2 separate regions of the Homo sapiens genome follow, and region 2 is linked to region 1. The links are chromatin contacts, found by Hi-C in ENCODE. All regions are on one chromosome and are shown on one strand. The core of a region is the stretch at or near the end of the contact, and the rest is flanking DNA. Distances in the headings are between cores, read along the strand shown.

Region 1 (6,608 bases), core at 2,171-4,670:
ATAAGGCGAGTTTGCCGGCAGAGCCAGCAGCTCGCCCCCGCCTGAAATTCCAATTCGCAGGGACGGGGATGGTGACACCTGAGGCAATTCCTCGGCTACAAAGCATCATGTCTCATCTTCTTGAGCCAGTTTCTTCTTCTGTAAAAGGGAAATGGTACTGGCATTCATAAGATTTTGCAGGATCAAAGCAGAAAATCATTAGGAAAACACTTTGCAAACTGTAGAGAACATTGCAAATGTTATATATCAGGGTTTTTAAGAAAACTTTTAAATATTCTCTATTTGGAGAAAGAGGTAGGAAAATTCTGGAGATATAGTAACGAACAAAATGTACCATATGTCTGGCAAAATCTGTACCAGGTATCTGGCAAAATCTGTCCCTGTGTTTCTTTTTGAAATTGACTTGAATTTTATTTCCATTCTTAGCTGTTTAATATTTTGCTTAATTTTGAAATTGCTCATTCTTCATGCTACAGCCAGTGTGATCTTTTAAAGAAGGAAATATGATCTACAACTACATGTAATGAACGGATGAACATCATAAACATAGCGTTGAGTTAAAAACCCAGATAGAAAACAGCACCTGCTGGATGACCGCGTTTACATGGAAAGTACAAAAACAGGCAAATAGTTGGAAGTCAAGATAGTGGTTACTCTAGGGGAATGAGTGGAAGGGGTGCTTTTAGGATGCTGGTAATGTTCTATAAAATTCACTGGGTTATACATTTCTGCACTTTTTTCTGGATACATTATATCACACCTCAGTGAAAAGTAAATACTGTATGGGGGAAGGAAGTGAATGAAGCTGATCGTGTCTCCACCCGCCTAAAAGCGTTCAGTAGATTCTGATTCTTGTGAATGTGAAATCTGTCCTCCTTTACCAGGTCCACCTGGTGCCCCTGGCTTCATCACCAATGGGCTTACCATGGCCACACGGGTCCTCTTTCAGGCCCTTGTGTCACTCTCTCCCATGCTGACCAGCTCTGGCCACAAAGCTGCCTCTTCCATCACTGGGAGCTCTTCCCCACCTCGGAGCTGTTCCCGTCACCTGGATTGTCTTCCCTCCACATTCCTGCCACCTCCTTCTGCTCAGCCTAAAGGTCACTTTCTCACAGAAGCTGTCCCTGAGCCTCAATCTAAATTGCATCCCCACAAGGACACAAAGATGTGAGCAATAAACACTAAGGATTCCAGAAGGGGGGATGGAGGAGAGCAAAAGTTGAAAAACTACCTGTTGGGTACTATATTCACTGCTTGGGCGACGGGATCGTTGGAAGCCCAAACCTCAGCATCATGCAATACACCCGTGCAACAAACCTGCACACGTACTTTCTGAATCTAAAAGAATTTCTAAAATAAAATAAATTGTACCCCCTTAGTTCTTTCTGAGCACCCTCTTTTTATCTTCATAACACCATCATTTGTATTTATGGAATGATTATGCATCATTATTTGGTAAATGACCTCACCAGCTAGACTCTAAATCAAAAAGGGCTGGGGCTGTATCTGACATATTCTCAGTTGTATCAGCAGCACCTAGCACGGCATCTAACATAAATGATACTTATTTGTGGTTTGGCTTAATACAAAAAAAAAAAAAAAAACTTTGGGAGGGGAGGGAATTCAATCAACAGACAAAAAATAATGCTATGTAGGGGAAAGAGAAACAAAATGTTCACAGGTATTGTATTAGTGTTGTAAGAACATGGGCGTTCTTTTTCTTTCTTTAATATCACCTATTTAATCTCTTATGTTCTTTTTATGATTAAGAAAATAAAAAACCTTACAAATATTTTTGTACTATTTAAAATTAAGTTTTCATTTAAAACATAGACTTCTGGGTGTATTAGTCCATTCTCCCACTGCTATAAAGAACTACCTGACACCAGGAGTGGTGGCTCACGCCTGTAATCTCAGCGCTTTGGGAGGCCGAGGAGGGCAGATCACCTGAGGTCGGGTGTTCGAGACCAGCCTGACCAACATGGAAAAACCCCACATCTACTAAAAATACAAAATTAGCTGGGTGTGGTGGCACATGCCTGTAATCCCAGCTACTCTGGAGGCTGAAGCAAGAGAATCACTTGAGCCCGGGAGTTAGAGGTTGCAGTGAGCTGAGATCGCGCCATTACACTTCAGCCTGAGCAACAAGAGTGAAACTGTGTCTCAAAAAAAAACACAAAAAAACAAAACAAACAAACAAAAAATGGCCGGGTGCAGTGGCTCATGCCTGTAATCCCAGCACTTTGGGAGACCGGGGCGGGCGGATCACCTGAGGTCGGGAGTTCAAGATCAGCCTGACCAACATGGAGAAACCCTGTCTCTACTAAAAAAAAAAATACAAAACTAGCCAGGGTGGTGGTGCATGCCTGTAATCCCAGCTACTTGGGAGGGTGAGGCAGGAGAATCGCTTGAACCCGGGAGGCGGAGGTTGCGGTGAGCTGAGATCGCGCCATTGCACTCCAGCCTGGGCAACAACAGCAAAACTCCGTCTCAAAAAAAAAACAACTACCCGAGACTGGGTAATTTATAAAGAAGAGGTTTAATTGGCTCACGGTTCTGCCAGCTGTACAGGTAGCATAGCTGGGGAGGCCTCAAGAAACTTTCAATCATGGTGGAAGGCAAAGGGGAAGCAGACATGTCTTACATGGCAGGAGTGGGCGAAAGAGAGAGGGGGGAGGTGCCACACACTTTTAAACAACCAAGTATCATGAGATCTCACTATCAGGAGAACAGAAAGGGGGAAATCCACCCCCATGATCCAACCAGCTCCCACCAGGCCCCACCTCCAATATTGGGGATTACAATTTGACATGAGATTTGGGTGGCAACACAAATCCAAACCATATCACTGAGTAAAGTGCAGATGGCAGGATAGTTTCACAATAGAATGTTCATTCTCTGGTTTCTATTGAATTGGATAGGAGAAAAAAAAAAAACAGGTAAAAAAAAAAAAATCAGCAGCAGTAAACCACCATGGGAAACAGTAGAACCTCATTCCATAAACTTCAAAAAGCAGTAGCAACAGAAAAATATAGAATATCTTGATGTGTTTCGTCATGGTCCTATCCCCAACTGCTCTGTTCCAGAAGAGGTGCAGGAGAAAGAGGAAATAATACAAAAGTCCTGAAAATTCTCACCAGTTGTTCCAGTGAGTTGCCTACCAGGATCCATACTTAGTGGCACAAAACAACAACTCTTTTCTGATGCACGTGGATTCTGTAGGTCTGGAATTCAGGCGGGGCTTAGTTGGGGAATTCTTTTGCTCCTTGTGGCCATGTCTGAGGTCATTCTGTGGTACCCAGCTGGGCTGGGCTGGGCTGGAGGACCCAGGATGGCTTCAATCACATGTCTAGGGCCTTGGCAGAAAGGCTAAACTAAAAGGCTAAACTCAGCTGGAACTGTTGGCCGGTGTCCACTGCATGTGTTCTTTTCAGCAGTGGCCTCTGGGTAGTCAGACTTTTCACATGGACATCAGCATCACCCAGAGCCAGCATCCCAAGAGTGCAAGATGGAAGGACAGCCTTTTTTGACCTAGCCTCAGAAATCACACAGTATCTCTTCCACTGCATTCTACTGATCATGATGGAGTCGGCAAGGTCAGCCCAGATTCAAAAAGGGGATTGACCCCAATTCTCAATGGGACAAGTGCCAGAAAAATTGCAGACATGTTTTTAAACTGAGACAGATTAGTTAAAATTTTCCTATATGTAAAATATAACTTCCTCCAAGACCCGTCCCCACCTACCCCCACTGCCCTACTTCCCACTAAAAAAAAAAAAAAAAAAAAAAAAAAAAAAAATCTTGGCCAGATGCAGTGGTTCATGACTGTAATCCCAGCACTTTGGGAGACTGAGGTGGGAGGAACACTTGTATCCAGGAGTTCGAGACCAGCCTGGGCAACATAGCAAGACCCTATCTCTATAAAAAATAAAAAATTAGCCAATCACGGTGCCACAAACCTGTAGTAGTCCCAGCTACTCAAAAGGCTGAGGTGGGAGGATTGCTTGAGCCTGGAAAGTCAAAACTGCAGTGAGCCGTGATCACACCACTACACTCCAGCCTGGGTGACAGAGTGAGTTTGTCTTAAAACCAAACAAACAAACAAACAAACAAACAAACACCTCATCCTATTTTGACATCAAACTCAGCTCCAATTTCTGGAGCTTATCTACATCAAGTCCAGCTGCAAAGAGGCGTCTTGGGTTCTGTTCCGTGGGTAGAGTTTCTCTCCATCTGAAAACCTGTGAACTAAAGAGACATGTTTTCTGCCTCACATGCACCCAACCTGCAATGGCGAGATTGGCACAGGAAACCACTATGTTCACTACCGTTTTAAAAGGGGAAGTTCAGAGCAATCACTGAGCCCCGGCAATTCTGAAATTGAATTGTGCACCTGTTGCCAGAGGTTCTTGGCTCCACTCTGACTCACACTTCCTTTTCCATAAGAAATGGCTCTTGCTTGCAACTGAGTAGCCTTCTTGTCCTGTGTCTTAACAGAATACCTGAAACTGGGTAATTTATTAAAAACCAAATTTATTTCTTACAGTTCTGTAGGCTGGGAAGCCCAAGGTCAAGGGGATGCACCTGGTGAAAGCCTTCTTGTTGTGGGGACCCTCTGCAGAGTCCTGAGGCAGTTCAGGACATCACATGGTGAGGGGGCTGAGCATGCTAAACTATGTGTTTTCCTCTTATAAAGTCACCAGTCCCACTCCTATGATAATCCATTAATCCATTTATCTGTGAATGGATTAATCCATTCATGACCCAATCACCTCTTAAAGACCCCACCTCTCAGTACTGCCACATTAGGGATTAAATTTTAATATGAGTTTTGGGGAGGAGTGTTAGAGAACTGCATGCAAAAAGTCAAGATGCATCCCCAGAAAATTCAAGTCCCACCCAAGCTCTTGGGGTCTCCACAGAGATAAAAAGCCCACCAAGGTTTGCCATTCCCCAAGGCTCAAATTTCTAATTGGTTGGCTGATCCAAAGCTCCAGGGAAACTTTCTCAAAAATGGAATAACACGTCACTAGAGGAAGCCAACTGTGGTTCCAGGAATTTAAGAAAATCTCCAGAGAGCAGAGCCCAGGCTGCCCATCATAGTCAAGAGACATCTCCAATAGCATTCCTTTCTTCCCTCAACCCCATGACTTTAGGCTCCACAGAAGTGTATAGAGGCAAACTTCAGACTGCAATTTGGGGGGTAGGGATGGAAATAACAATAGATCTCAGATATGGTGAGAAGGAAACCAAAGAGAATATACTGACACCAATTAGAATAAGCGAAAGGACAGGGCAGAGTTGCCCAAACTGAGCCTGACGAAGATGAAGGGAAATGACAGAGTAGCTATGCACCATACTACATACAGTTATAAGGAAGAAAGAAAATAAAGCAGGGAGGGAGGGAAGAAAGGAAAAAAAGAAGAAAATTAAAAAGGAAAGGACGCTGGAGAAAAGAAACAGACACAGATAACTGAATTCAGCAGAAAATCTGATAAAAGGAAAAATTTATAGGAGGGCTTTCAGCTTAAAAAACAAAAACTTTAATAAAATAAGACATTAGGCTGGGTTCAGTGGTTCAGTGTTCACACCTGTAATCCCAGTGCTTTGGGAGGCCAAGGTGGGAGGATTGCTTGAGGCTAGGTGTTGAAGACCACCCTGGACAACATAACAAGATTTCATTTCTAAAAATAAATAAATAAATAAATAAATATTTTAAAATAAATAAAAATTTAAAAGACCCTTAAAAATGAGTGTTAAAGAAATAAATTGAAGATCTAGGTAACACCACTAAAAAAACTGCAAATAAATTGAAAATCTCAAGGAAGAAACAAGTCAGAGCTACAAATCAAATTACTAGCATAGAATAAAAGTTGGGGATAGTAAGTACCAATAGCCTGGGCCAGGTGCGGTGGCTCACACCTATAATGTCAGCACTTTGGTTGGCTGAGGTGGGTAAATCACTTGAGGTCAGGAGTTTGAGACCAGCCTGGTTAACGTGGTGAAACCCCGCCTCTACTAAAAATACAAAAATTAGCCAGGCATGGTGGTGCGTGCCTGTCATCCCAGCTACTCGGGAGGCTGAGGTGAGAGAATCACTTGAACCCAGGAGGCAGAGGTTGCAGTGAGCCAAGATTGCACCACTGCACTCCAGCCTGGGCGACAGAGACTCCATCTTAAATAAATAAATAAATAAATAAATCTCAATAGCCTAGAAAGAGGAAAAAAAAAGTCAAATTATTTTTTAAAATATTACCCCATAAAATTGTCCTTCAGGTATTAAGAAAATATGCAAAAATTCAGGGAAAACAATATCCATAAACTCTTCATTTTTGTAGAATTATTTTTGTTAATCAATCTAACAAAATGTTGATGAGGTTATCCTGAAGTTACTGATAGTTGCTTTATATGGTAGAGCATCAATGTCCAATATGGTAGCCACTGACCACATGCAACTATTGAGCACATGAGTTATGGCTAATATTAGTTGTTATATGCTATAAATGTTTAAAGTACACATCAGATTTCAAAGACTTAATATAAAGAAAAGTAAAATATTGCATTAGTTTTTATTTCATATTAATTATATATTGAAATGATATATATAC
Region 2 (6,608 bases), core at 487-2,986, 680 kb before region 1:
AAAGGCTACTGCCCCCCACCAGCTCATTGCAAGACACCATCCTGTGAACGTGGAGCTCCCACACTCCCAAAGATAGGAAAGTCCTTGATACCATCTTCAAACACATGAGAAATAAAACGCTCCCCTAAAAGTCTGTCAATCTCCAGTTCTCACTCCCCATAGTTCTGGTCCTTCTGCCACAAAACAGCTCAGGACCAGAGCTTGGAGACTCTCACTATCTGAGAGGCAGGCTCGGGAATCATGCAGATGTAGATTCACAACCAGGTTCTTCCATTAGCTAGCTATGAGACCTTTGGCAAGACAATCCCCCTTTCTGAGCCTCAATTTGCCCATCTGTATAATGGGGGAGTTGTGAGAAATCAGACAAAGAAAACAGGCAGTGTTTGGCTCAGAGCCTGACACACAAGAAGCCCTCAATAGATAGCTTCTGACATTGTTGTCACAGCCCAGCCTCTACCTGGAGCCAAAGTTGGGAGTTATGAGGGCAAACTCTGCTCTTGAGAAGCCTGGATCACACCCTTCACCCCACCTCCTCTGGCTCTTTCTCCACTCCTACCACAAGGGCCCCCCTTTACCTCTTTCCAGCTCCGCCCTCCCCCTGCCTCCCTGTTCCCTAAGAGCCATTGCTTCAGGTGAAAGTGAAAGCTGTGGGACCAAAGCAGCCTCCCCACTCCCTCTCTTCCCTTGCTGCTTCCCTTGCTTTCCTTGATACCATGGGTCATTCCTGCCCAGGCTTCAGGCAGGAATCTACAGCCCTCTAAAGTAGGGGGAGGCCAGAGGGGCTGGGATGAAGGAGCCAGGTACTTGGGGGATTCCCAGCCTCCAGAATGAGGAACTACAAAAATACATTTAAACAAAAAGTGAGTCAAGTGTAGGCTTCTGAAAATCCCGGAGATATGCTTGGTTGGCTCTGAGCCCCTCTGGTGCCTGGAGAAACCCCTGGTTTCTCCAGCCCTCTGATCACCAGCCCTGTCAGAGCCAACCAGAACTCTGGTCTCCTAACCCTTTATTGTGTCCCATAAACTGTTCATCTCCCCAGGGGTCTCCTATGTCATCTTAAATTCAGGAGAAAAAGGCAAAGCCCTGGGGATTCCTCCTAGGTTGGAACACCCAAGATACGGTTCGGGGTGGAAGGCGATGTTAAAAGCTCCTTGCCTTCTCACAAAAGTACCTGGGCCTCTGCACCCATCTCTTGTTCCCACAAGATGCCCTGGAAGAAGGCAGCCCCAGCTGGCAAGGAGATGATAACTACTTACAGAGGCTGGCATCTGTCCACAATAAGAAGGGGACAGGAAACGGGCCAGACCCGCCCCTTCCCTTGGTCCGCCTCACTTCCCGCCCTCTGAACCCCCTACCAGTCTCTGTGTGGCCAGCCTCTGAGGCTCCCTAAACCCGTCCAGGCCGTCTAGGCACGCTTGGGCAGCCAGTGCCTTCCCTGAGCGGCCCCTGTAGGCCGCTCCCGGGACCCCAGCCCGGGAGAAGAGAGAGGCAGCCCACCCCATTCAGCCAGGAGCGGGGGCACCTTGCCCAGCTCCCACCCACCCTCCTGCCCCCACAAAAATCAGCCAGGAAGGCCTCTTCCCCGAAGTCTTCCTTCCCTTTCCTTCTCATTCCCCACTCCCAACTCCCGTCTGGTCGGGGCAAAAACAACTCACAGCGGTCAGCAAGCAGCCCCAGAGGACGCACTGCAGAGGCAGACGAACCATAGCGAGGTGAGACCAGGCGGCAGGACCACTGGGCGCCCGAGCGAGGCCTCTGCTGACTCCCCTGCCCCAGCCTTGGCCCCGCCCAGGAAAGGGGCGGGGTCTTCAAAGACCAATCGCGGTCCACCTATCGGGGGGGCGGAGCCCCCAGCAATTCACCGCGCAGGAGTTTCCCCAGAACATTCCCACAAGTCTAATTCCCCCGGGAGTTTAGGGACGCATCTTGCTGTGTACGGGAGGAGGCATGGTCCCAGAGACAGCTCTTCTTCTTTGCCCCCAGGTCCCACAAAGGCCAAGCCGAGGCGGGCTAGGAGCTAGCCTGCTTCCTGCGACCGGAGAGAGATCCCATGGGTGCTGGGGCCTGCCACAGGGACCCTCACGGTTTTCCCCTCCCTGCCCCGCTCTCCGCTGCCTCTAGGTATCCTGGCAGAACCGAAAGAGGCTCCACTGCGGAGAGGCCTGAGGAAGTTCCCCCCACACCACCACGCAGAAAACGGGAAGGCCACAGCTGGGGTATGGGGAGGCGTTTCAAGGAAGAGTTTCCCAACTCAGAATTTCGCTCTCTTTCAAAGGAAATTCCCTCGTGTGGGCGCGTCGTCTCAACTTCCCATCCATTCATCCATGCATCCATGCGTCCTCACCTCATTCCATTCCATCCCACCTCCCACCCAGCACCTGGAGACAGGCATTTATTAAGAGTGGGGCCGGGCGCGGTGGCTCACGCCTGTAATCCAGCACTTTAGGAGGCCGAGGCGGGCAGATCACTTGAGGTCAGGAGTTCGAGACCAACCTGGCCAACATAGTGAAACTCCGTCTCTACTAAAAATACAAAAATTAACCGGATGTAGTGGCGTTCGCCTGTAATCCCAGCTACTCGGGAGGCTGAGGCAGGAGAATCGCTTGAACCGCAGAGGCAGAGATTGCAATGAGCCGAGATCGTGCCACTGCACTCCAGCCTCGAAGGCAGAGCAAGACTCAGTCTCAAAAAAAAAAAAAATAAATAATAAATAAAAATAAAAATAAAGGTGGGGGCCAGGCGCGGTGGCTTACGCCTGTAATCTAACACTTTGGAAGGCCAAAAAGGGAGATTGCTTGAGGCCAGGAGTTCAAGACCAGCCTGGCAACATGGCAAGACCCCCATCTCTACAAAATAAAGAAATTTTTAAGTTAGCCAGGCATGGTGGCAAACACCTGTAGTCCCAGCTACTCAGGAGGCTGAGGCAGGAGGATCGCTTGAGCTCAAGAAGTCAAGGTTGCAGTGAGCCATGATTGCAATGATTACATCACTGCACTTCAGCCTGGGCGACAGTGCAAAACTCCATCTCAAAAAAAAAAAAAGAGTGGGCCAGCCTTTTGTGGCATCATAAAACACTTTAAGTATGTTAGGAAACTCGGGACCCTCTCATTTTGCAGAAACACACACACTTGTGCCTACATTTCCTGGGTTCATGAACTCTGAAGACGTGCTTTTGTTTTTTTGTTTTTTGTTTCGTTTTGTTTTTTGGGTGTTTGTTTGGTTTTTGGTTTTTGGGTTTTTTTTGACAGAGTCTCATTCTGTTGCCCAGGCTGGAGTGCAGTGGCATGATCTCGGCTCACTGCAACCTCTGCCTCCTGGGTTCAAGCAATTCTCCTGCCTCAGCCTCCCGAGTAGCTGGGATTACAGGCTGGCGCCACCACGCCCAGCTAATTTTTGTATTTTTAGTAGAGACGGGGTTTCTCCACGTTGGCCAGGCTGGTCTCAAACTCCTGACCTCAGGTGATCCGCCTGCCTTGGCCTCCCAAAGTGCTGAGATTACAGGCATGAGCCACCGCACCTGGCCCTCAAGATGTTCTTGAACCAGTGTTAACACTCTGCTTTGCAGCATGGAACACCTGGGTTCTGGTGCAGCCTCTGCCTCTGAAGGACTGTGTTCCCTTAGGCCTAAATTTTTCTCCAAGGAAAACTTAGGAGCTTGAACTAGACAACGGTTGAGGTGATGACCCTCCAAGCTCTCAATTTCTGGAAGAGGACAAGAGGCCAGACCTCACAGATCAGGGAGGATGGAAGAGGAGGACACTTCTAACCCCATTCTCATGGCTTCTGCTGTTAAGGGCACATTTGCAAGTCTTGTGGATTCTGCCTCTAGGATCCATCCCTTATTTTCTGTCACCTCTGCCACTGCCCTAATTCAGAGGGTGCCATCTTTCATCTGGACTGTCCCAACAGCCTCTCTCATTCCACAGGATTTATTGAGCACCTACTATGTGCCAGGCAACTCTTTACACTGCTGCGATTCTCTTGATAAACTCCAGATCTGATCGACTGGGACACTTTCCTGCATAAAAGCCTCTTTGGGTTTCCCTGCACCCTCAGGATGATCCAAATTTCTTATCCTGGCAAAGCACACCCTTCCTCACTCAGCCCCAACCTCTCTTTCTATGCTTACTTCCTGCCACGTCCTCCCATGCACACTGGCTTCAGCCTCTCCCCACTTCCCAGGCACACAATCTTTTTTCCTTACGGTTTATCTCATTGCTCTTGATGTTTCCTTCCTTTCCTTCTCCTTTCTTAAACAGTTTAAATGTTGCCTCCTCTTACACCTTCCCCAACTCCCTGAGGCAGAGGTAGGTACTCTATCCCACCCTGCCTCCTCCCCTGTGTTGCCACAGCATTTAGCATGCCAGCTCATAACTCCTTCTGCCTGGTCCCATTTGACTGTGAGCTCCCTGAGGGCAGGACTGGATCTATCCCAGTCCTAGGTACATAATAGGACACCAATATATGGGTGCTGAATGAATGAATAAATGAATGAGTGGGTTCAGCAACTTCTCATCCTAAGTACAGCCTCCAATCATGACAAAGAGTTGGTGGCAGGGGGTGCGAAGCTGGTAATCTCAACACAGACCTCAAGCTGCAGTGGCCTCTTGAGAATGGTGGTCAGATACCAAAAGGCCAGAAACTCTTGAAATCAGGGTCCAGGGAACTTCATTAAAGCCACCCAAACATGCCCAGGATGGAGAGAAGATTAAAATATCTTTTCCCTTTTTAACATACTTTGAAAAAAACAAGCACGGTTTTAAATCCTTTGAGAGAGGGGTGTTACTATAATGATTTCAGCCATTACTTATTCTTTATTTGCTTGATTCCAAAATTGGGCCTTTCACAAAACTGCCTGGGGAAGCAAGTACACAGAATTAAAACATTAATTATATTATATAAAACATATCATAGCAGCAATTAAAGCAGCTTAAATTAATGTGTGAAGGAATAAATGTTAGCCTTCGGGTTGCCCCATGGGGCGAAGACCAGATAAGATAAAGGGAAGATATTTTAGTATATACATATCCTGAGGAGGCATGTGCTGGTGGGCACAGGCCCAGAGAAGGCCTAGAATCTTGTTGAGCTGAGAAGAGTGTGCTGGAGGAGGAAAGCGAGAAGATGATTTAAGGGAAAGTGGCAATATTCGGAGGCCAATCAAAAAGGGAACAATGAAGGGTTCTGCAATAGGAATGGGGCAAAGGACATTCAAAAGAGTAGGGAGCCAGGATTTTGGAAACTCAGAGATGAAATGGCCTTTGTAGGGAGGTGGGTTCACAGTGCCAGGTGAATGGGTGAGGAGCATGCCTAGAGGTCCAGTGTCCACAGCGCTGCCAGAATCTGGCATCCAGAGTGTTCTGTCTAATATGCAAATCCAATTGTGTTGCTCCAAGGTTTAAAGTGGCTCTCCAGGGCCCTCACCCCTTAAGCTTGCAGAGCTGCAAGGCCATGGGCCTCCTGGTGTACATCTCTAAGCATCCTTCCTGCCTTCCCCTTCATGCTCCAGCCCCACTCCCCAGATGTCCCGTGCTGTCACCTCTGCCTGGAGAGCTCCCTTCCCACTGCCACTCTCCTTTCACCTGGCCAACTCTTTCTCACCCTTCAAGGTCCATCTCAGGCAACCCTCCTCTGGAAATCTCTCTCTAACAACCAACCTATCCCCCTGTGCTCTCTCAGAACCTGGGGCAGCTTTACCCAAGCAAGACTCTAGCCCGACCACACTGTATTTCAATTTTTCTGTTTACTTGTGGAGCCAGTGTATTGAGGCGATTCAACTCTGTGGGGTATAATGATGAAGATTTTCTCCCCTAATCTCTGCCTTCAGCCATGCTGTGTTGAATCTCCCTTTTCCATCCCTTAATGACATTTTGGGCAGATTGCATTACTTTTGGATCACTTTCTGTTGTTAAACCTCCATCCTTTAGACCTTTATTCTCAAACTCAATTTAAATCTCATTTTATCTTCTCTCTTACTCATTCAAGAGTTAACTTGAGCCAGGACCCTGCCTGCTAGGAGGAAAAGGACTTGGTGGAGGTGGGGCGGATGGTCTGATTGGGAGACATACCCTACCACCCCCACCCCAACCCCGTGTCCATATATGGTTTCTCATGGGCAAATGAGTAAGTTCCTTAGCGGCTTCTCCACTGCACAATTCTCTCACAGGGTCATCCAGCCCAGGCTTGACCTCGCCTACCCCACCCCACCACCTAGGGCCTACCAGTGTCCTGACCCTCTTGCCCAGCAGTCAACCTGCTTGAGTAGGCCACCAGAAAAGTGCTCCAGCCAGGCTGATTACTGCAACGTCCACTTGACCTAGAGAAGCTCACGCATCCAGTCAGCTACACCACAATGCCCCTCTTCTCACCTCTCCTCTACCCTGCTCAGATAGGCACAGTCCACTGCCCACAGTCCACCACCCATCAGGGAACAGCATCCCAGCACCCCATGCTTGCAGTCACCTCTCAGTCTCCATGAGGGACTTCCTTTGAATTTCCACTACCCCACCCTTAACGGGGAGGGAGGAAATGGCCTTCTCCTATGAACACCTGACTACTCAGTAAAACCAAGGACCTCCTTCCTCCCCAAGATTGCTGTATGGGCAAGGAAG

What was found. A loop is a pair of places that touch in the nucleus more often than their neighbours do. Pooled maps may share reads with other maps.
Region 2: a pooled map shows a loop between it and region 1 (2.0-fold over the local background). The contact joins the promoter of CD40 here to the enhancer-like site in region 1. A Hi-C loop is called at or near these places in 2 of 37 single-sample maps with no recorded cell type and 2 of 50 pooled maps.

Annotation. Positions count from the first base shown.
Region 1 is chr20:45,430,248-45,436,855 of GRCh38, reverse strand. All of the region lies in intron 2 of LOC105372631 (a long non-coding RNA gene), which reads right to left. Among named protein-coding and RNA genes, the nearest start is that of MIR6812, 8.0 kb to the right of the region's middle. Within about 2 kb of position 3,420, at least 13 of the 41 ENCODE cell types and tissues checked have a DNase peak (open chromatin) inside an H3K27ac peak, as active enhancers do.
Region 2 is chr20:46,113,442-46,120,049 of GRCh38, reverse strand. It overlaps CD40 (CD40 molecule), which reads right to left and starts at 1,736. Exons shown (of 9, transcript NM_001250.6): 1 at 1,656-1,736. The coding sequence starts at 1,706. RefSeq lists enhancers at 514-863, 1,874-1,933, 1,699-2,515, a silencer at 1,738-1,957 and a cis regulatory region at 457-2,554.